Linked DNA regions of Homo sapiens: region 1 is linked to region 2. Evidence: chromatin loops called from intact Hi-C (ENCODE). Cell type or tissue: heart right ventricle. All regions are shown on one strand. Links, peaks and the distances in the headings refer to the core of each region. The heading gives the core; the rest is flanking DNA.

What was found. Peaks named below come from ENCODE experiments on the same cell type or tissue, not always from the same donor. Only the 100,000 strongest peaks of a DNase experiment are listed, where the experiment ranks them.
Region 1: a loop joins it to region 2, with 2.8 times the contacts of the local background. A loop is called at or near these places in 35 of 110 quality-filtered maps.

The regions. Positions count from the first base shown.
Region 1 is chr1:38,866,725-38,878,283 of GRCh38, reverse strand. It overlaps MYCBP (MYC binding protein), which reads left to right and starts at 4,936. Exons shown (of 5, transcript NM_012333.5): 1 at 4,936-4,993; 2 at 5,194-5,266; 3 at 10,674-10,722; 4 at 11,275-11,404. The coding sequence starts at 4,979. It overlaps GJA9 (gap junction protein alpha 9), which reads left to right. Exons shown (of 2, transcript NM_030772.5): 2 at 2,091-4,215. The coding sequence starts at 2,186. The coding sequence ends at 3,733. RRAGC-DT (RRAGC divergent transcript) reads right to left here. Exons shown (of 2, transcript NR_186075.1): 2 at 2,058-2,343. GJA9-MYCBP (GJA9-MYCBP readthrough) reads left to right here. Exons shown (of 3, transcript NR_037637.1): 2 at 11,285-11,404. RefSeq lists an enhancer at 5,380-5,902. In heart right ventricle, for the core only: a CTCF peak has its summit at 4,891; a DNase peak (open chromatin) is centred at 4,853; H3K4me3 peaks cover 2,308 bases; H3K27ac peaks cover 1,950 bases.
Region 2 is chr1:39,081,744-39,093,302 of GRCh38, reverse strand. It overlaps a transcript of MACF1 not described here. Among named protein-coding and RNA genes, the nearest start is that of NDUFS5, 61 kb to the right of the region's middle. In heart right ventricle, for the core only: no CTCF peak of the experiment used is centred there; DNase peaks (open chromatin) are centred at 2,861, 6,051 and 6,332; H3K4me3 peaks cover 775 bases; H3K27ac peaks cover 3,373 bases.

The DNA of each region.
Region 1 (11,559 bases), core at 1,774-9,773, 210 kb after region 2:
AACATGGTGAAACCCCGTCTCTACTAACAATACAAAAATTAGCCAAGCGTGGTGGCACTTGCCTGTAGTCTCAGCTACTTGGCAGGCTCAGGCACGAGAATCACTTGAACCTGGGAAGTGGAGGTTGCAGTGGGCTGAGATCCTGCCACTGCACTCTAGTCTGGGCAACAGAGTGAGACTCTGTCTCCCCCCACCAAAAAAAAAGAAAAAAAGTATACTTTTTCATAGTAAAGTATAATAAGTACTTTATACATATTCATAAATATTACTGAGATGAATTTCTGAAAATGTTCACCAATTGCCAGGAAGAAACCAGAATTTATTTCAAATTTATTTCAATTTGGATTAAAAAAACTAATCTAAATTCCTATGACAGCCAGATCTGTTTCCTCTGGTTTCACTGAATGCCATATCTTACTGAATTATCAAATGAAGCATATTCGTTTTCCTATGTGTATAAATGAGATTTAAAAATCACTGACTTTTTGACCGGGCACGGTGGCTCATGCCTGTAATCCTGGCACTTTGGGAGGCTGAGGCGGGTGGATCACGAGGTCAGGAGATCGAGATCATCCTGGCCAACATGGTGAAACCCCGTGTCTACTAAAATACAAAAAATTATCCCGGGGGGTGTTGGCAGGCGCCTGTAATCCCAGCTACTCAGGAGGATGAGGCAGGGGAATCGCTTGAACCCAGGAGGCGGAGGTTGCAATGCGCCGAGATTGCGCCACTGCACTCCAGCCTGGCGACAGAGCAAGACTCTGTCCCAAAAGAAAGAAAGAAAGAAAAAAAAATCACTGACTTTTCAAGCCAGTAATGGCATGTTGGGGAAAAAGAAATTGACTTTGTTATAACTTTTATATCAAATAATCTTAATAAATAAGGTTAAGATCAGGTTACTAGTTTTAGAAACCTTTCCAAAAGTTCTGTTGAAAAACAACAATAGGCTGGGCATGGTGGCTCACGCCTGTAATCCCAGCACTTTGGGAGGCCGAGGTGGGCAGATCACCTGAGGTCAGGAGTTCGAGACCAGCCTGGCCAACATGGAGAAACATCATCTCTACTAAAAATACAAAATTATCCGGGCATGGTGGTGCATGCCTGTAATCACAGCTACTCAGGAGGCTGAGGCAGGAGAATCGCTTGAACCCAGGAGGTGGAGGTTGCGGTGAGCTGAGATCATGCCATTGCACTCCAGCCTGGGCTACAGAGTGAGACTCCGTCTCAAAAAAAAAAAAAAAAAGAATATAATTTTAGGCCATGCGCATTGGCTCATGCCTGTAATCCCAGCACTTTGGGAGGCCGAGGTGGCCAGATCATCTGAGGTCAAGGGTTTGATCTCAGCTCACTGCAACCTCTGCCTTCCAGGTTCAAGCGATTCTCTTGCCTCAGCCTCCCGAGTAGCTGGGACTACAAGCGCCTGCCACCACGCCTGGCTAATTTTTGTATTTTTAGTAGAGGCGGGGTTTTACCATGTTGGCCAGGCTGGTCTGGAACTCCTGACCTCAAATGATCCACCCACCTTGGCCTCCCAAAGTGTTGGGATTACAGGTGTGAGCCACCCCGCCCAGCCTATATTCTTAATAGAGAATATATACACTCCTCCTCCAGGTATCATGTTTTTTTCATTGTATTGTGATGTCTAAATATAAGTGATTTTAAATTCCTGACATTTAAGTATATTATTGGTAACAGATTCACACTTTGGCCAGGTGTGGTGACCCACACCTGTAATTCCCACACTTTGGGAGGTGAAGGCAAGAGGATCACTTGAGTCTAGGAGTTTAAGACTAGCTGCAGCAATAGAGTGAGACCCTGTCTCTACAAAAAAATAAAAAAAATTATCTGGGTGTAGTTGCACACACCTGCAGTCCCAGCTACTCAGGAGGCTGAGAGGGGAGATGATCGCTTGAGTCTGGGAGGTTGAGGCTGCAGGGAGTTGTGGTTGCAACACTGTACTCCAGCCTGGGCAACAGAGGGAGACTCTGTCTCAACAAACAAACAAACAAAGAAAAAACCCCACAGCTATCTAGGGAAAAAGTAAAGCAACCAGCATATAGAAGTGACATATTGTTATATTTTCACCATAGGTTTGCTTTAAGAAATAGTGCTCCCTTCAGAATGGAAGAATTTATCTGCCTCTTATTTGATGTGGATCAGAGCTAAGATGGCTGACTAAATAAACATGGGGGACTGGAATCTCCTTGGAGATACTCTGGAGGAAGTTCACATCCACTCCACCATGATTGGAAAGATCTGGCTCACCATCCTGTTCATATTTCGAATGCTTGTTCTGGGTGTAGCAGCTGAAGATGTCTGGAATGATGAGCAGTCTGGCTTCATCTGCAATACAGAACAACCAGGCTGCAGAAATGTATGCTACGACCAGGCCTTTCCTATCTCCCTCATTAGATACTGGGTTCTGCAGGTGATATTTGTGTCTTCACCATCCCTGGTCTACATGGGCCATGCATTGTACCGACTGAGAGTTCTTGAGGAAGAGAGGCAAAGGATGAAAGCTCAGTTAAGAGTAGAACTGGAGGAGGTAGAGTTTGAAATGCCTAGGGATCGGAGGAGATTGGAGCAAGAGCTTTGTCAGCTGGAGAAAAGGAAACTAAATAAAGCTCCACTCAGAGGAACCTTGCTTTGCACTTATGTGATACACATTTTCACTCGCTCTGTGGTTGAAGTTGGATTCATGATTGGACAGTACCTTTTATATGGATTTCACTTAGAGCCGCTATTTAAGTGCCATGGCCACCCGTGTCCAAATATAATCGACTGTTTTGTCTCAAGACCAACAGAAAAGACAATATTCCTATTATTTATGCAATCTATAGCCACTATTTCACTTTTCTTAAACATTCTTGAAATTTTCCACCTAGGTTTTAAAAAGATTAAAAGAGGGCTTTGGGGAAAATACAAGTTGAAGAAGGAACATAATGAATTCCATGCAAACAAGGCAAAACAAAATGTAGCCAAATACCAGAGCACATCTGCAAATTCACTGAAGCGACTCCCTTCTGCCCCTGATTATAATCTGTTAGTGGAAAAGCAAACACACACTGCAGTGTACCCTAGTTTAAATTCATCTTCTGTATTCCAGCCAAATCCTGACAATCATAGTGTAAATGATGAGAAATGCATTTTGGATGAACAGGAAACTGTACTTTCTAATGAGATTTCCACACTTAGTACTAGTTGTAGTCATTTTCAACACATCAGTTCAAACAATAACAAAGACACTCATAAAATATTTGGAAAAGAACTTAATGGTAACCAGTTAATGGAAAAAAGAGAAACTGAAGGCAAAGACAGCAAAAGGAACTACTACTCTAGAGGTCACCGTTCTATTCCAGGTGTTGCTATAGATGGAGAGAACAACATGAGGCAGTCACCCCAAACAGTTTTCTCCTTGCCAGCTAACTGCGATTGGAAACCGCGGTGGCTTAGAGCTACATGGGGTTCCTCTACAGAACATGAAAACCGGGGGTCACCTCCTAAAGGTAACCTCAAGGGCCAGTTCAGAAAGGGCACAGTCAGAACCCTTCCTCCTTCACAAGGAGATTCTCAATCACTTGACATTCCAAACACTGCTGATTCTTTGGGAGGGCTGTCCTTTGAGCCAGGGTTGGTCAGAACCTGTAATAATCCTGTTTGTCCTCCAAATCACGTAGTGTCCCTAACGAACAATCTCATTGGTAGGCGGGTTCCCACAGATCTTCAGATCTAAACAGCGGTTGGCTTTTAGACATTATATATATTATCAGAGAAGTAGCCTAGTGGTCGTGGGGCACAGAAAAAATAGATAGGGGCAGCTCTAAAGACCAGCTGTTAAGACAGACAACTGCAAACTCATTTAAGCAAGAGAAAAACAGCTCTAATTCGAGATTGTGAAGCAACACTTCTAAATTCAAAGACATAGAGTTGTCAAATCAGGATTTTTTTTTTTTTAAATGATATCCTTTCGAATGTAACTGATTTTGGGAAAATCACATGTTCAGAATTGAGGCTAAATGGTTTGATCAGGTTTTCTCTTTGAAGAGACCACAGCCTTAGGAAATGGTTCTTGATCTATACAATTCCACCTTGGACACTGGGTTAATTCTGTTTGCCCCTGGAACACAATCACGTAAGTTTCCTTCTAGACTGGCATCCTGATGTGTCTTGAGTATAATCACATGTTGCTACCTAGTAAATAAAATCTTAAGAAGATCCGTGGCTTTCCTTCACCAGTTCATAGCATCGTGATTCATTGCCCGGATTGGACTCGACTCTACTCACTGGACATCTAACCACTCCACTTAATTAACAATACCCACCCTACAGGGGTGTTGTAAGGATTAAAATTTAAAATACCCGTGTTTTCTACAGTGCCTGGCTCAAAAGCTACTGCAAGCTCGTTACTGCTCATCCTCCAGAGGCCCACATCAAGTCAGCCACGACTCAAGGAGACTCCAAAGATAAAAGCTGAAGCCAAAATATATGATTCTAAACACCCTCCTCGGCTACTGCAAAGCACTGTGAGCACTTTCTCAGGACGAGAGCCAAGAAGCCCAGCACCTATGGGTCACCACAGTTTCCGAGGTCCCAGATGAAAAAGATGCGCTCGCTACCACCGTGCGGCGGTCCTTTCTCTCGCAATAGTCTCAATGCTCCCGGGCCCTGCCTCCGGACGCCAGGACAGAGGTACCAAAATCTCACCTCCTGCAAAGAAACCTAATTGCTACGGGGGCCGGAAGAGGAAGAGGTGCGGCTCCGACAGCCAGAGGGGCGGGCATACGCAGCCTCCCTCGGCTCAGCCTGCTACTGGGGATGCAGAGCGTCCTGGTCGCCATGAAAACAGGCCACACCTCGGCGATCCCGGCCGGTGGTTTGCAAGTGCGCAGGCGCGCGCCCCCTTCCGCGCATGAGCAGTGCTGCTCCCAACCCGCCAGTCGCGGTCTCCGGCGCCAGCTACGCCGCTGCCGCTGTCACTATGGCCCATTACAAAGTGAGGGGGGCGCGGCGTGGCTGGGGGCATGCGGGCGGTAGCAAGCCGCTGGTCGGCTCTGGGTGGGAGTGGGGTCGCGCGCGCAGGTTTGGGCGGGAGGGCCCCGAGGTAGTGAGGCGGAGGCGGGGTTGCCGGACTCCCAGCGCCTTCTTCCTGCTCGGCTCCCGGGCTCTGGCCACTGACCCCCGGTGTCTCTTCAGGCCGCCGACTCGAAGCGTGAGCAGTTCCGGAGGTACTTGGAGAAGTCGGGGGTGCTGGACACGCTGACCAAGGGTGAGCCTGGGCTAGGAGAGGGTACCTCGTGCCCTCGTCGTGCTCCCCGGCGCTGCCCCGTTCCCCAGCGGGCCGTAGCGTGGGGAAGGAGGGGAAACAGATGGGGCCCGTCCGGGGTCCAGCGAGGTGGGCCTCGGGGTTCAGCAGGGACCTGGCTGCTGGACGCCGCCCGGGTGGGGTAGCCTAGCTCCGCTACCCTTCTCCGCACCGGGAGTGAAACTCTTGCAGCTGTTGCAAAGTCTCTTCAACTTCCGTTGCTTTGCCTCCAGCAGCCGCAGTGGACATGTTTGCCAAGGACCTTCAGATCCCAATTCCTCCCACCTTACGGTTTTTATGGAGTCCTCAGAATCTTGTTAAGAAAGTTTCCCTCCAACAAAGAGCAACTGGAAAAATGACCGAATTTCCAAGTGGGCTATGAAGTAGCTGAGTGAGCCTAATCCCCAAAGTAGGAGATTCATAGCGAATTTGGCTGTGGCTTTTCAGCCCCCATTCCTTAGTCTGTCTGTGTCAATTCTTATTTTGTGTATATTTCATAAAGTAGAATTACAGCTTAAAGAGCTCGAGGGCATATCAAGGTGGTTACATTGTTTTCACTTTTTAAAATGAAAGCTTACTGTTAACGCTGTATCTCTTCATTCGTGGCTTCAAGATCTAAGTTAAGTAGATGAGTAAAGTGTTGGAAACAGGAGGATTTCAAGGGGTAGGGTACAGTTTACTTTATTGGCTTAGCACTAATTTGAATGCCTGCTATGTGTCACTCAACTCACTGGGATATTCAAGGGTGTAGAATGGAATTGTTCGCAGGGATGAGGACTTGGGTCATATGAAACTAGGAAGTTTGGGAAGTGGGAAATAAATTGGTAACTGCCCTTTGGACAGAAGCAAAGTTTAGAGGAAAATTCTAGGAGCATAACTCCTGGGTCTTAGAAGAAAGAAGGCTAGTAATTTTGAATTGCTACCTATTTGGGGTTCAGATAATAGTTTACCTCTTTGCAAATAAACTTCAGCAAGTCTTAAGGGACTACTCTGTGAAAGTACTGTGCTATGTTGTCTCTGAAAGTGTCACAGATGCTTTGAATGTCATTCCGTCTAAAAACTCCTTACGTTCATTTCTTTCATTTAATAATTTTACTCAGGTGTCTGTTCTGCACACTGGAGATAAGCAGGGGAGGATAAAAGTCTCGGCTCTCATAAGCTTATATCCTAGTTGAGGGAGAGAAATACATAAATAAATATGTAGTGTCAGCTAGTGGTAAGTGGTACAGATAAAAATACAGCAAAGTTAGGGATAAAGAGTAACAGGTGAGGCCAGGCACGTGGCTCATGCCTGTAATCTCAGCACTTTGGGAGGCTGAGGTGGGTGGACTGCTAGAGGCCAGGAGCTCAAGACCAGCCTGGGCAACATGGCAAAACTCCCATCTCTTAAAAAAAAAAAAAAATTGCTGGGCATGGTGTGTGCCTGTAATCTAGCTACTGTGGAGGCTGAGGTGAGAGAATCACCTGAGCCCAGGAGGTCAAGGCTGCAGTGAGTTGTGATTGTGCCACTGGGCAACAGTGACACTCTGTCTCCAAAAAAAAAAAAAAAAAAAAGTGACAGGTGGGATGTGTGTGTCATTTTATATAGGGTGATGGGGGGAAGGCCTTTCTTAAGAAGTAATTTTTGACCAGAAACCTGAAAGAAACAGAGTTTCAGGAAGTCTAAGGAGGCCAGAGTGGTTGGATGGAGCAAGTGAAAGACTGAATGGTAAAAGGCAGAAAAATGACAGTTGTAGGCGGTAACTGACTACACAGAAGATGTTGCCCAGGCTGGAGTGCAGCGGCATGATCTCGGCTCACTGCAACCTCCACCTCCGGGTTCAAGCGATTGTGTTGCCTCAGCCTTCCAAGTAGCTGGGATTACAGGCATGTGCCACCATGCTTAGCTAATTTTTTGTATTTTTAGTAGAGAGGCGGTTTCACCACATGGGCCAGGCTGGTCTTGAACTCCTTACCTCAGGTGATCCGCTCACCTCAGCCCCGCAGAGTGCTGGGATTACAGGTGTGAGCCACCGCCCTCCACTAGAATTTAACCTCTCAATCTCCTTAGATTTCCAGGCTCCTAAATAACATCAGCCAACACAGTATTGATGTGATTTATTAAAAATTTGATTTTCAGCTCCAAACATAGGTGCTTTACACAATTCTATTTGTTTTTTTTTTTTTTTTTTTTTTTTTTTTTGAGACGGAGTCTCGCTCTGTCGCCCAGGCCGGACTGCGGACTGCAGTGGCGCAATCTCGGCTCACTGCAAGCTCCGCTTCCCGGGTTCACGCCATTCTCCTGCCTCAGCCTCCCGAGTAGCTGGGACTACAGGCGCCCGCCACCGCGCCCGGCTAATTTTTTGTATTTTTAGTAGAGACGGGGTTTCACCTTGTTAGCCAGGATGGTCTCGATCTCCTGACCTCATGATCCACCCGCCTCGGCCTCCCAAAGTGCTGGGATTACAGGCGTGAGCCACCGCGCCCGGCCTCTATTTGTTTTTACTTTTTATTTTTTTTGAGACAGAGTCTCACTCTGTCACCCAGGAATGCCTGGCCTCAAGTGATCCTTCTGCCTTAGCTTCCCCAAGTGTTGACGTTACAGGCGTGACCCACTGTGCCCAGCCTCACAAATTTAATTTACATATATATATTTTTTCGAGACAAGGTCTCTGTCGCCCAGACTGGAGTGCAGTGGTGCAGTCATGTCTCAGTGCAGTCTTAATCTCCCAGGTTCAAGCAATTCTCCCACCTCAGGCACCCAAGTAGCTGAGACTACAGGCACGCACCACCATGTCCGGCTGATTTTTAATTTTTTTTTTTTTTTTTTTTTGAGACGGAGTCTTGCTCTGTCACCCAGGCTGGAGTGCAGTGGTGCGATCTCTGCTCACTGCAAGCTCCGCCTCCCGGGTTCACACCATTCTCCTGCCTCAGCCTCCCAAGTAGCTGGGACTACAGGTGCCTGCCACCATGCCCGGCTAATTTTTTTTGTATTTTTAGTAGAGACGGGGTTTCACCATGTTAGCCAGGATGGTCTCAATCTCTTGACCTCATGATCTGCCTGCCTCGGCCTACCAAAGTGCTGGGATTATAGGCGTGAGCCATCATGCCTGGCCAATTTTTTTTTTTTTTTGTAGAGTTGGGGTGTTGCCCAGGTTGATCTCAAACTCCTGGGCTCAAGCAATCCTCCTGTCTTGGCCTCTCAAAGTGCTGGAATTTCAGGAATGAGCCACTTTGGCCTAAATTTTTACAGCTTATTTCCAAGATGATTTGAAATAGTTTATAACATTAAAACACTATGAAAGGATGGCTAAAGATGATAAATCATTTGGAAGCTGAAGCATTTTAGCTATTTTGAGCGCTATATCAACCTCTAAAAATCCTGGCTGCGAAGGCAAAAAGGGGAGCATGATTGGGTATAGAGTTCTTGTCTGATTACAAGGAAGTGCATTTCATCTATAGAACAGCACAGGAAACTTTGTATTTACAGTATCTTCTGCAACTATCAACCTTTCAAGTACCAGTGACAAATGAGAAGCTGAAAGAAATGGGGTGGGGGAATAAGAGGAGGAGAGAGTAGAGTATTAATATTCATGTCTTATAAAATGAGGATTTGGCCAGGTGTGGTGGCTCACACCTGTAATCCCAGAACTTTGGGAGGCTGAGGTGGGTGGATCACCTGAGGCTGGGAGTTCGAGACTAGCCTGACCAACACAGAGAAACCCCGTCTCTACTAAAAATACAAAATTAGCCGGGCATGGTGGCACATGCCTGTTATCCCAGCTACTAGAGAGGCTGAGGCAGGAGAATCGCTTGAACCTGGGAGGCGGGGGTTGTGGTGAGCCAAGATTATGCCATTGCACTCCAGCCTGGGCAACAAGAGCAAAACTCTATCTCAAAAAAAAAAACAAAAAAAAAAAACCAAATGAATTTCTCAAAAAATAGTGATTTTTTCATACTGTATATTATTTTGGTAAGTTATTAAAACTCTAAAAGAACAAAAGGGAAGTATGTAAGTTGGTTTACAACAGGACTTAACTTGGGGTCTAGATATCTATCACTGTTTTTTTGTTTGTTTGTTTTGTTTTTTTGTTTTTGAGACAGAGTCTTGCTCCATCGCCCAGGCTGGAGTGCAGTGGCACGATCTCGGCTCACTGCAAGCTCCGCCTCCTGGGTTGACGCCATTCTCCTGCCTCAGCCTCCTGAGTAGCTGGGACTACAGCCGCCCGCCACCACGCCTGGCTCATTTTTTGTATTTTTTAGTAGAGACGGGGTTTCACTGTGTTAGCCAGGATGGTCTTGATCTCCTGACTTCGTGATCTGCCCGCCTTGGCCTCCCAAAGTGCTGGGATTACAGGTGTGAGCCACTGCGCCCAGCCACATTTTTTTTGTGTGTGTTTACTTTTTTTGCTTTTATTAGATTTTTCAAAGGGTTCCATGCACAAAAAGGCCAACCACTGATTTAGAGTTTTTTATCTAAGTAGTAAATTCTAGGAGGAATTTGTTCCATAGATGAAGAGCAAGGCAGTGCTCATATGAGTGATTAGATATGAAACCACTCAAGTATATCTTATTTTAATGTTGATTTGAGCATGTTGACTACTGGTAAAGTTTTTGGTTGGTGGTTATTTAGCAAAACAAACTTAATTTTTAAGACCATTTTTGAATTCAGAGCTTCTTCCGGTAATTACCATAGTCCTGTTGATTCTTTCCTAAATTCTCGAATTTCTTTCTTCTCACTGTTCTCTCACTCCCATCACTCTACTGCAGGTTGCTGTCTTTTTAAACTGGATTACCACATCAGCCTTTTAACTGTTCTTCCTGTCTTTATCCTTGTCCCACTCCAGCTGGTCCACATAGCAGTTAAGAGTGGATCCTGTCACTCCCTTCCTTTAAACTGTTTAATTATGTGCCAACCAAATTTGCATGACTCTCCCTAATCTGGCCATGACCACCTTTCCAGCTTCCTTTCCTGCCAAATTACATCTCCAGCCATACTTGAATTTTCAGTTCCTCAATACATTGTTTTCTTGCTCCTGGGCCTTCCCATTTTATCTGAAACACTCAACCCCTAGGTATCAGGTCTTTGCCTTCCTTTAGGAAGCCTTCCCTGATGTCCTAGGTTTGCTTAGGTGTTCTTCCAGTGTGCTACTGCAACCCATTATCCAGTATTCCTGCTTGATACCCTCTGTCTAGTTCCTTGCATATCTTTTATGCTTGACTGTAAATTTGTTGAGAACAGGGACCTTGTCTGTCTTGTTCAGCATTGTATAGTCTTTGCAATGTGCTCAGCGTATAGTTGGCACCTAATATTTACTGGGTAATGGAACATAATTTCAGCCATTCAAATTTAATACGTCAATTGTTGCTTTTTCTGCTTTTTGATTTGCAGTGTTGGTAGCCTTATATGAAGAACCAGAGAAACCTAACAGTGCTTTGGAGTATCCTTTCAAGTCAGAAAAAGGCTTTATTTTGAAACTCTTATTTTTTTAGATAGATAATAACCTTTAAAATACTTCTGAATATTGAGAAAGTTACTTTTTTTTTTTTTTTTTTGAGACGGAGTCTTGTACTGTCACCTGGTGGGGAATGCAGTGGCGCAATCTTGGCTTACTGCAACCTCCGCCTCCTGGCTTCAAGCGATTCTCCTGCCTCACGTCTCCCAAGTAGCTGGGATTACAGGTGCCCACCATCACACCCAGCTAATTTTTTTTATTTTTAGTAGAGACGGGGTTTCACTATGTTCATCACGTTGGTCTCAAACTCCTGACCTCGTGATGTGCCCACCTCAGCCTCCCAAAGTGCTGGGATTACAGGCGTGAGCAACCGCACCTGGCCAAGAAAGTTAGTTTCACTTGAGTTTTTGGATGGTGATCTCTGGGTAGATATTGGTGGTAAAGTGGGTGACTCTGGTCAGGGATATTGATACTACTCTGTGCTATTTCATTAGTTTCATTCATGTCTAAGAAGTAAGTTCTTAACATTGATAATAGTTTTTTAAAGCATCACTTAGGAGCTGCTACTCCAGAAAATCCAGAAATAGAGCTGCTTCGCCTAGAACTGGCCGAAATGAAAGAGAAGTATGAAGCTATTGTAGAAGAAAATAAAAAACTGAAAGCAAAGGTAAATTTTTAAAAAGAATTCATATTCAAATAATTTTACCTGTAATAATTGTATGATGAAAACCTCACTGAAATGGACAGGAGGGGAGGGAGGTGGGTGAATATCAATTTGAATTAATTACAATGTAAGGCCAAAGTTATGCCCTGTCAAGAAAA
Region 2 (11,559 bases), core at 2,076-10,075:
GTGGAGTAGGGGAATGTCTTGGGGACTGAACCCTCAAACTGTGAGATCTGATGCTATTTCCAGGTAGACAGTGTTGTAATTGAACTGGAGGACACCCCGCTGGTGTCCACTGCAGAACTATTGTTTAACTTGCTGGCGGGGAGAAGTCCCCACATATCTTGGCGTCACAGAAGTCTTCTTGTGTTGATTGTTGAGTAAGAGAATGGAAAAACAGGAACTTGCCAGGCGCGGTGGCTCACACCTGTAATCCCAGCACTTTCGGAGGCCCAGGCGGGTGGATCATGAGGTCAGGAGTTCAAGGCCAGCCTGGCCAAGATGGTGAAACCCCGTCTCTACTAAAAAATACAAAAAAATTAGCTGGGCATGGTGTCAGGCACCTGTAATCCCAGTTACTCGGGGGGCTGAGGCAGAGAATTGCTTGAACCCGGGAGGCGGAGGTTGCAGTGAGCTGAGATGGCACCACAGCACTCTAGCCTGGGCAACAGAGAGAGACTCCATCTCAAAAAAAAAAGAAAGAAAAGAAAAAAGAAAAAACAGGAACTGTGTTTTTTCCACTGACAGCGGTGTATGAATGAAATAAAATTGGCCATGAATTAATTGATCATTCTTGTTTCTGGGTGATGGGGGTTCACTGTACTATTCTCACTACTTTACTATGTTTGAAATATCCTGAAAAGTGCCAGGGCTTTGGAGTTAGGCTGACCAGAAACTCAGCACTTGAATAACTGCAAAGGGCATATTGTACATGTTGAGGGCCAGGGGGCGCCATGCACATTAAGTAATGCTGAATCCCAGCTCCATTATTTGCTCAGTGTATAACCTCAGACAAGTTACTTAACATTTCTGTTGAGAATAGCAACTACTTCCCAGGGTTCTATGAGGATTAAATGATGTATGTAAAATGCCTGGCACCCATCTAGGACTCTACACAGTGACTTTACCAGCTATTATTCACCGGAGGAACCCAGCTGGCACCAGCTCTAAGGTGCTCCTAAACTGAGTCCAGAGTTCACTCCCCAAACCACCGTCTAGATTCTTTAGTTCCTAATTCTCACCAGCTGTTCTCTCTTCATTTTCCTTCTTTCCTTCCTACGAAAGCCAAAGAAAGGAGAGCAAGAATAGATGCAAACCACCGGGAAGTGCCCTGTCTCTTCAGGTTGTCCTGGCTAATTCCTATTTCTTTTCCCAGCCCCAGAAGAAATACTATCATTGCTCTAAGCCAGGGAGGGGCAGGAGTAGAAGTGCCTTCCCTTCCAGAACTTCCTCAAAACTCTTTGGACTTGCAACGTAGCTCAGTTCATGCTGCATTCTAACGGTCTTCATAGGCAGGAGCTGGGCTCTGAAGTGCAGTCTGAGCCTAGAGCAAAGTAGCCCTAGGGATATTTGTTAAATAAGCAAGTGTGTAATCAGTGAATAAGCAAGGGGATAAATCAGCACATTCATGAATCTATGAACAAGTGTATGAGTGAATGAATGATATTCATGAAAAGAGCTAATATGTATCAAGGGCAGCCGGGTGCAGTGGCTGTAATCCCAGCACTTTGGGAGGCCAAAGCAGGTGGATCACGAGGTCAAGAGATTGAGACCATCCTGGCCAACAAGGTGAAACCCACCATGGGTCTCTACTAAAAATACAAAAATCAGCTGGGCATGGTGGCGCACACCTGTAGTCCCAGCTACTCCAGAGGCTGAGGCAGGAGAATCGCTTGAATTTGGGAGGTGGAGGCTGCAGTAAGCCGAGATCGTGCCACTGCACTCCAGCCTGGTGACAGAGCGAGACTCTGTCTCAAAAAAAAAATTATCAAGGGCTGAATATATAGCAGGTACTGGGCCAAGCATCCTACTCCCAACTACCTTATTTAATCTACTGTGCAAGTCTCTGAGGTAGTGCTCTTGCTCCCCCATTTTAACTGTAAGAAACTGAGGCTCAATGAAGTGACTAACGTCCCAGGGTCACCCAATTAGCAAGTGAGCAATGAAACTAGGGCTCCAGCTGACTCCCAAAGCCAGCCCTTTGCGTGAATGAATGGAAGAGTGAGCACATGAAGAAATGTGTGAATGAGTGGGGGAGGGCATCCCAGAGACATCCACTGAGGCCCCAGGCAGAATCCTCCCCTGACCACAAGGCAAAAGCCTGGTATCTTCTGGGGTAGGGGTGGGGCACAGCTTAAGACAGAAGCTTCAGCTCATAATCATCACCCTTCAAGTTATAGGGGCTTCAGACCTTCCCTGTAGCAGTATCCCAGATCCAGGCAGAGATTCCAGCAAGGGACACCTATTCTGCTCCTACAGGAAAGCCAAGACAGGGCTTTCAGGCTGGCAGGCTTGTAACTGACATGTGGCAACAAGCAGTGGCCGGGCCAAATCATGGCAGGCCCTAGCCACAGCAACCAGAAAAAGGAGGCCAGCCAGGCTCCATATAACACTTTAGTGATGATGGATCTGTTCACAGACCTTTCCTCAAGGGGAGGACTGCTGAAATAAAGAACAAGTGCAGCCCTAGATCCTGCTGCAGTGTCAGCTACTCTGGTGGCATCTAACCCCTGAGCCCATGAGACTGAGAAATGATGGCCTTCCACAGTCCCCAAAGTAACCAGTCCTTCCTCTGCATTCCTACCTTCAGCCTAGGCTTCTCCCATAACAAACAGAAAGGCATGAGCCAAACTGCCATTCCATACCTTTCTCTATGTCACCTAGGATGTCATTAGAAAAGCATGATGGCATTAAGATGGCATTACACCTTGCAATCCAGAAACCACCTTCCCTCACCAACTGGGGTCCCACAGGGGCCCTGCACCTCAGAGAAAGGACAGATTGGCTGTCTTTTCTGCTGCCTGCACAGAATTCTGCCCACGTGGTCATGTTCCAGCCCACAGCTAATGTGACCCAGATTTACTTTCAAAGAGCTGGAGCTGAGCTGGTGGTGTGTAGCTACAATTCATTCTGCCCCACTTTCAGGGCACTCTCCTCTGCTCTTCTCTGCTGCTACTGAAACCAAGCTCCAGGACAGGGCCAGAGACTCTGAGGACACTGCCAGGAAGAAGTAGAGAAGCTGGGAAGGAGGAGGAGCCTTCCTGGATACAAAACTCGAAGAGCCTCAGGGCAAGGAAGTTTGGCAGCTGAGGAGTAAGGATTCCCAATGAGATTGTCTTTAGGGTTCCATTTCCCATCCCTGCATTCCCTTCTTCCCACTCACGGCTTGGCCAGAATAAGCCACTTCCATCTGCTCCCTGACAAAGGCCTAAAGAACAAAAGAAGGGGACAGAAATAAGAGGCTTGGGCTCCTTCTTTGCTGGCCTGGGAAACTGCTGGCCTCCTGAGTCTCCACTGCCTCATCTGGCTGCCAGGGAGGTTACAAGGAATGACACTGTTAAGTGCAGTAACGGGCCATGTGAACCTGTGTTTTTCCAGCACATTCTGATTCTCGTTCATTTCCCTTTTACACCCTTTATCACCATCTCCCTTTTATAGATAAGGAAACTGAGGATCCAAGAAGTGAGGTCATTTGCCTAAGTCTTGTAACTCCAGATTCAGTTATCTCCGCAGTGCCTGGCACATGGCAGGAGCTTAATCCATTTTTTTTATTGAATGAATGAATGAAGCAGAGAGGTGCCTGTGAGATGTCTTCTCAGAGCTCCCAACTTGGAGGAGAGACACATGGGCCCAGAGGAGTAAGCTCCAGCTTCTGACCAGGTAGTGCTCTCATGGCTCTCTGTCCCAGGGCAAAAAGGGTAAGATGGGACTCCTGACTACAGAGACCTCCAGAGCTGGTGAGGGAAATGAACCTGGGAACAATGAACGTGAATATAAAGCCAACTGAAACAAGGGCTGTGCAGAGAGACAATTGTCGTCTGACTAGAAGGCCACAATGGAGCAGATGTTGGGAATGATTATTTCAGCAGCATTTGCTGATACTCCTAGGAATGAATCCCATAGATGCTTTCTACTGGCACATAGCTTAACCCCTTTTTTAGTTGAAGGAATGAATAAATGAACAACCAGAGAGGGATCCAATCCTTAGCTCTGAGTCACTGCACTCCCCTTTTTCACAACACATACGGGGATATAATTATTTTTTCCCTTCTAACTACTTAAAAAAAAAATAGAGACAGGGTCTCATAGGCTGGTCTTGAACTCCTTAGCTCTAATGATTCTCCTGCCTCGGCCTCCCGAAATGCTGAGATTACAGGTGTGAGCCACTACACCCGGCCTTTTCTCCCTTCTGTCCTCTCCACTAGACTGAGTTCCATGCAGAAGGGACCACATCTTCAGTCATCTTTGAATATCAATGCCAAGGACAGGGAGGGTCCTGATTATGTGATGTTAGATGAATGAATACCTGATTGATGGGTAGATGGTGGAATCTTCCTGCACCCTACCGTGCCCTAGCCCAAACATGAGCCCTTCTTCAAAACATGTTACTGCCATCTGCAGGAAACTTGTAATAATAAATGTACACGTCTGCAATGACAACAAATGTGATGTGAATCGCACCCCCAAGGGTTGTGCAGTGTACAGCCATGTGACACCCTGTCTTGCACCCTGTTCTCAATATACTCCCCACAGGTCCCAAGGGATACATCATTTCTTCCTCTCTTTGTTTCTACCCTTTGGGGTTGTACTCCTTGCTACAGTAAGCTCCCTAGCGCCCCACTTCCTTGTTGCTCCCCACCATTAAGTAAGGATATTTCTACTGCTCTTCACTAAAGACAGAGAGCCAGAGGGGAAGAGGCAAATTTTCCAAGATCTTTGTCTCTCCCCTTTCCTGGTTCTATAGACCAGGATCCTGAGGCCTTTCCCGGAAGTGACCAAGTCTCTCAGGTGAGTGTGGAGATTTAGATTGTCAACTACAGAAGATTCAGACTGGGCTGGTTGCCAGGTATTGCCTAAGGAAATAGAAATAACAATGTACAGGGCCGGGTGCGGTGGCTCACGCCTGTAATCCCAGCATTTTGGAAGGCCAAGGCAAGCGGATCACCTGAGGTCAGGAGTTCAAGACCAGCCTGACCAACATGGTGAAACCCCATCTCGGGCCAGGCGCGGTGGCTCACACCTATAATCCCAGGACTTTGGGAGGCTGAGGCGGGCGGATCACGAGGTCAGGAGATGGAGACCATCCTGGCTAACATGGTGAAACCCCGTCTCTACTAAAAATACAAAAAATTAGCCGGGCAAGGTGGCAGGCGCCTGTAGTCCCAGCTGCTCAGGAGGCTGAGGCAGGAGAATGGCGTGAAACCAGGGGGCGGAGCCTGCAGTGAGCTGAGATCCAGCAGAGATTGCACCACTGCACTCCAGCCTGGGCGACAGCGAGACTCCATCTCCAAAAAAAAAAAGAAACCCCATCTCTACTAAACATACAAAAATTAGCTGGGCATGGTGGCACACGCCTGTAATCCCTGCTACTCGGGAGGCTGAGGCAGAAGAATTGCTTGAACCCGGGAGGTGAAGGTTGCAGTGAGTTGAGATTGCGCCACTGCACTCCAGCCTGGGTGGCAAAGTGAGACTCTGTCTCAAAAAAAAAAAGAAATAGCAATGTACTTGGAGTTAGAAGATCTGTGTTTACCAGTCCTGTGTAACTATAGGCAAGTCCCCTAAACCCTCTGAGCCTCGGATGCTAACATATGTCCTGCCTAACAGAGTTATTTTGAAATCTCTGTGTAAACCATAAAGCTGATAAACCGAAACAAGACACTTTCATTAGTGACTCTTGTTACATTTGAATGTGGCTGGGCTTAGGGAGTTGAGAATATGGCTGGCAAAGAAGAAGGAGAAACAAATGTAGGGAAAGGATGAGAACAGGAAGATGGGAAGAAGAACAAGGTTCAGCACCCTAAAACCTGTTTGGCTTTGTAGACTGAAATCAGCAGGTTTCTCAGCCCCGACATCCCTCTCTACTCTGACATGTGTGACCACCAGGCTTGCCCCATCAGGCCTCTCAAGCAAGGGCGAGGCCCTAAGACCAGCTCAGGACACGGAGTGGGCCAGGGAAAGGGAAGATCTCTATTTGGTGAGAGTGATTCAGACACCCCCACTTGGCTTCATAAGCAAGATCCAGGGGGAGGAGAAAATTGCACAGGCCACAGCTGGCTTCCAGCGTAAGACTGACTTCATTTCCTCCCACAATTAAAGTTCTGCTTCAGAGAGCTTCAGAGCATCCAGGGTCTCCCAGACATGCCCCCCTGCACCTCCTGTGAAGGAGTCCCTGCAGAGCTAAGGCTGCCTTTTCCATTACTCTGGTGGAGCCCCCACAGCATTCTAAAATCACATGAAGATTTCAGCAAGACCCTAAAGTCGCAGTCCCGCCTCGTCTCTGCTGCCTCTCTCCTCTCCTGCTAAAGAAACACGCCCAACTGCAGTGCACAAGTTATTTTTAACCATGGCAGTCTCCCCATTTTCAGCCTCACTGGCCCAGCCCCCTCCTCAAAAGAGGCATTCAGCAGTGTCAGGATGCAAAGGAGATCAGCATCTATGCCAGAAACACAGCACAGCGCAGCACCCACCATCCCTTTGCTCAGTTGACCCAGCAGGGTCCTTAGGAGCCTTGCCTGTGTAAAATTAAGCCTCCTTGAGTCCACTCCACTTCTATTCTAGACTCCAAATCTGAAGCAGCAAGCAAATCATCCCGTGGGCCTCCTCAGAGAAGACTGGAAGTGGAAATCATCACAAAACGATCTAAGTATGCATGAGTGATGAAGGATGGAGGCAGAGGGCATAAAGAAGGAAGAATGAGACAGCCCACTCTCTCTTCAGGAGAAAGAGGTTTATGAGTCATCAGGGCCCTGAGTTATGGCCCTTCAAGACTGGGGACAAGTAAACCCCTTCCTGCACCCTAGGGACAGCTCTAAAATTCTGTTACTGGCTGATGCTGCAGGCCCAAAGGTTTTGAGAAGGACTTCCTCCAAGGACTCCTCGTTGCCCACTAGAAAGAGCTCCAACTCTCCCTCCTGCCTTCCAGGCCCCACTGTTGTCTCCTCACTTGGAGCTCATTCCCTCTAAAGTCCTTTCCTGATTACCTGAGCCCACATAAGCCTTTCTCTAACTTTCCGTTATAGCTCAGTGCCTGTTTCTGGATCACAGTCTGTCACATCACATAATATCCTCAAAACACTCATTCAGCATTCATTCAGTCATTCAATACCAATTGATCTCTAGCATGTACAAGGCCCCGTGCAGCCCTCGGGGGCTCAAAACATAAGACACATCCCAAATTGCTCACTCTTCTAAGGGAGTGATGGGCACCCTGTGGGTTAACTGCTACATTGAACAAGGGAACATGGAGGAGAGAAAAGTATGACTGTGAGAGCGGAGGAGGAAGCTTTGGATACCACTGGGGGCATTAAGGACAGAGGAGGCGGCACTTAAAAGAGGAGGAGGGTTTACCAGCATCTTGCAGAGAAGAAAATTAAAGTGTGGTGGTTTCATCCTGCAAGATGCATCCCTCTGGGGGTCCAGTTACAGTGTACTGTGGCAGGGTGATTGGGGGTAGAGGTGGTGGCAGGTGAAGCTGAAGAGGTAAGTAATTTTGATGGGTCTTTATGCTGAAGCCTTGATTCCACAGGCAATGAGGGGCCAAAGGTGGTTTTTAAGCAGCCGAGTAATAGAATTAGGTTTGTATTTTATTTTATTTTTTATTGTATTTTTAATGAAGTGTTGTACAGGCAGCACTTCATTTCATAAAATAGAATATGTGTTCTTGAGGTTTGTATTTTAGAAAAAAATACTCTATTAGTCACGTGGAGGATGGTGGCAAGACTAAGAGAGGAAGAGCTATTAAATGCTCATTGGAAGGTCCAGGTGAGAGATGACACAGTGGAGGGGGTGGCTGTATTATTTGAGGGACACAAAGAAGGTAGCAGTACAGGCCTTGGTGACGGCTTGAAAGCGGGTGATGTCACTGAATTAGCTGCAGGCACTGCTCTATCTTCCTATCCGTACTGTAACACCAACACCCTGCTGAGATGCTGAGCACACTTCAGGGAGGCAGCTGTGGATGCCTTCAGTGGAAGCATCTCCTTTATTGAGCCAAAAACTGTGCTAAGGGCTTTCCACACATTATTTCATCTAACCTTCAAGGCATCCCTGCACAGTGGGCATTCTTAAGACAAGGAAAGTGACACTGAGAAAGAATAAGGGACTTGCCCAGAGTCACACAGTTGGTCAGTGGCAGGGCCACGATCCAGCACCCTACCCTCTCTGATTCCAAAGCTTACACTCATAACTACAGCACTGTGCTGCTGCTTGGCAAAGAGCTGGGCACATCCCACCACAGGAGGTAGCCCCAGCCTTCACGTCGTGTGAAAGGTCAGCATGTAGAACACTTTTGGAAGGCGATACAAGTAAAACTGTACTCTCCAAGGATTTCATTATAAGGAAATAACAGAAGTCAAATCATTCTTAACCATGTTCTCAGCAGCATTGTCTAATATAGCCAAAAAGTGAAAAAAGAGTAGGATTTAGAAAGTCATGAAATAGACAGCTTTTAGAAATGGTAACCATAAAGTCTAAAGTGCAATATGGAAAATCTTTTTAATATAAGATTAACTGAAAAGAGTCAGATGCAGAATGGTACCTAAGCCATGAAGGCAACTGCATAGAAAATATAACTGAATGGGGACAAAGACAGGGAAGAAGGTGCAGAAATGAAAACAGGTCTCACGTGAGCAAGGGGTGGCAGATTTTCCTCTTTTGAGTTTTTCGTTAATGTTATTTCAACGTCTTTCCAAGAATAATAATAACAAATCAGATGATGGCTGCTTTGTCAGAGGCCCTGGTGAGGACCCCTCGGCTCCCCACACAGCTGCTGTGCCCTGGCCCATTCCTCCCTCACACCCACAGCGTCCAGCCTGCTGGGGGACCTCTCTTACCAGCGACTCTGACCACAGCACGCTCTGCAGGGTCCAGCACCGAATCCTGGCTTTTCCGCTTTTTCTGCTCATGCAGTGGCAGGTTCCAGGGCAAGGTGTCCCCTGGGGGACAGGGAGACAGGCTCCCCGACCGCTCGCTCCTGTAAGATCGCTCACTCCGACAAGACCGCTCACTCCGACATGACCGCTCACTGAGCGTCTCTTCATCTGAGGAAGACATGGCCCAGGCGGGGGCTGCTGCAGGAGGGCCTGGGAGCCCAGGGAGAAGTGATCTGAAGGAGAAAGGGGTGAATGTGAGCAGACAAAAGGGGTCCCATAAGGAACACTGGGACTTGGGAAGCAGAGGTTCTAGTCCTGCCTATCTGTACCTCAGTTTCTTCACCTGGAAAATGGGATGAAGACAATACATCCCAAAACTAATTCATGAGGTTTGGGGGATATTATATGTGATGATGTCTATAAATCTTAAAGCATCATGTAAAAGTTAGCTCCTATTCCTAGGAACTATTATTATTGCTATTTGGCACATTTGGAGGATTAAGCTCACAGATCCCATGACAGAATGCTGTGGGTTTAAATTCTACTCCATTTACTAGCTGTGTGACCCTGGAGAAGCCATTTAATCTCTCTGAGCCTCAGCACCCTCATCTACAAAATGGGGATGACGACAGTTAGAACCTAGCCCTATAGGGTTGGGTTCTGCATGTAAAGTGCTTAATCCTGCATGTAAAGTGCTTAATAGTGCCCACTGCCCAGTAAGCACTCAATACACAGTATCTATTATTATATTCCTGTTCTACTTACCTCCCAGGAATGCTATAAGGATAAAGTGGGGCAACAGATGGGAAGTATTTTCAAAAAGCTAAAGCATGATCTCAATAGCAGGCAAGAAGCAAACCATGGGCTAGAATAGGCAGAAATTCTCTGGTTTCTCCCACTCTGTCTCCAGCAGATATATTAGAAAATGTACCAGACTTGAAGTAAGACAGACCTGGGTATATATTCTGGTTTGGCCACTTACAATTGCTGTGATCTTGGGCAAGTCACTTCACCTCTCTGAGACTCAGTTTCTTCATCTGCAAAATGGGGGTAATATTCCACCTCAGAGGATGTTTTAAGAACATTGTCAAATGCAAATGTAGTACTGGTTGATGCCATGCATGGCACCCAGCAGGCATTAGATTAAATGTTCATTTGCTTATTCCAAGGGCTGTTGTGGGAATACGTGGCACAGCATGAGGATGGGGTGGGGGGATGGGACAGAAAGCCCATTTTTTCTGGTCAGTTTAGCTAGTGGAGAGAGTTGAGTGAAAATACAATTGCTCTAAGGCCAGCTGGGCTCCACCAGCCAGACTGGGCAGCCTTCCCTCAGCCAGGTCAAGCTCACTTCCCAGAACCATCTGCTACACATGGCCCACCACCCCAAGGGCTCCATCAGAGCACAAATGGTATGTGCCTTCAGCTACCAGCCTTCCTACAGGCCGCAAAGCCAACCTGGGTACCCAGCTTTGACTTTGGCTGTAGGGTCCAGGGAGGGCAAGAGCTGTTGATTTTCCCTTATAGGGAATACCGGCTCACAGGGCTGTGTAGAGACAGCGAGGTAGCCTACATGGCTGGACACAATGGGTCTGTGGCCACAGCTCCTCCAGGATTCTCGAATCTGAGCCTAGAGGCAGCAAGGGGCAGAGACAGCCTCCTGGGTCATTGGCAGATCCCCACCATAGGCACAGAATTCAAAGAGATAACAAAAGAAACATAAAAATGGTGTAGGAGGCCTGTAGGCAGCCTCGGGCAGCAGAGCCTCCCTGCCAGGGCACCCCTTGTGCCAGCAGCGTGTGAGCCCTCTTCCCAAAGAACATCTAGAAGGGATCTAGCCACAGGAAGCAGAAAGGAAAGGACCCAGGTCCTGGCACAGCTTTGCCCTTTATCTTAGCACTTACCCCTCCTCCCATTACCTTCTAGTGCCAGGGCAGGTGCTGAAGTGACAGCCTCAACCTCTGGGAAACTCAGGCCAAGCTTCCATCCCTACCCTCAGCTCGGGGGCAGGAAAAATGCCCCTCCTCTCAGACCACCTGCTTCATCCCAGAACCGCCCATTCCTCTCCAAGACGCCCATTTCACTACAAAGGCCGGCTCTCCCAAGGCCTCCTCCCGGAGAAAGCGTCCCTTCTGGGCTCTACCCCGTCAATCTCCGGCCCCTCACAAACACTTGTTTGACCTCCGGGCTCCCGCCCGACCCTCGGCCACCTGGGTCATTCCATCAATCCCCGAGACTCACAGGAGTGCCCGCCCAAGCCCCAGCCCACCCCCTAGGCCGCAGGCCGGTCGGCGACAGGCACCTCACCAGGTGCTCTCACCCCCTGCGACCCTCCCCACCTGGCCCCCACCCGTTTCCCCACGGCGGAGGAGGGGCGCGCCCGCGAGCCTGGGGCGGCGCGGGTGGGTCCGCGCGCCCGCCAAGCGTGGCTGACAAAGAGCGGGGACGCGCGACCGAGGACCGACAGGGCGCTGGGGCCAGCGGCCGAGCCCTGGGGCCGGGAAGCGACCTTCCCCGCCCAGCCCTGCCCGCTCCCTAAGGTCCGGCGCCCGGCCCCTGCAGGGCTCCGTGTCCCATTTTCCCGGGGAACACGCCTCCCTTCCACCCTGGCAGCGCCCGCAGAGGGGAAACCCCAGCTCCGAGTCTTCGCCGCTCCCCG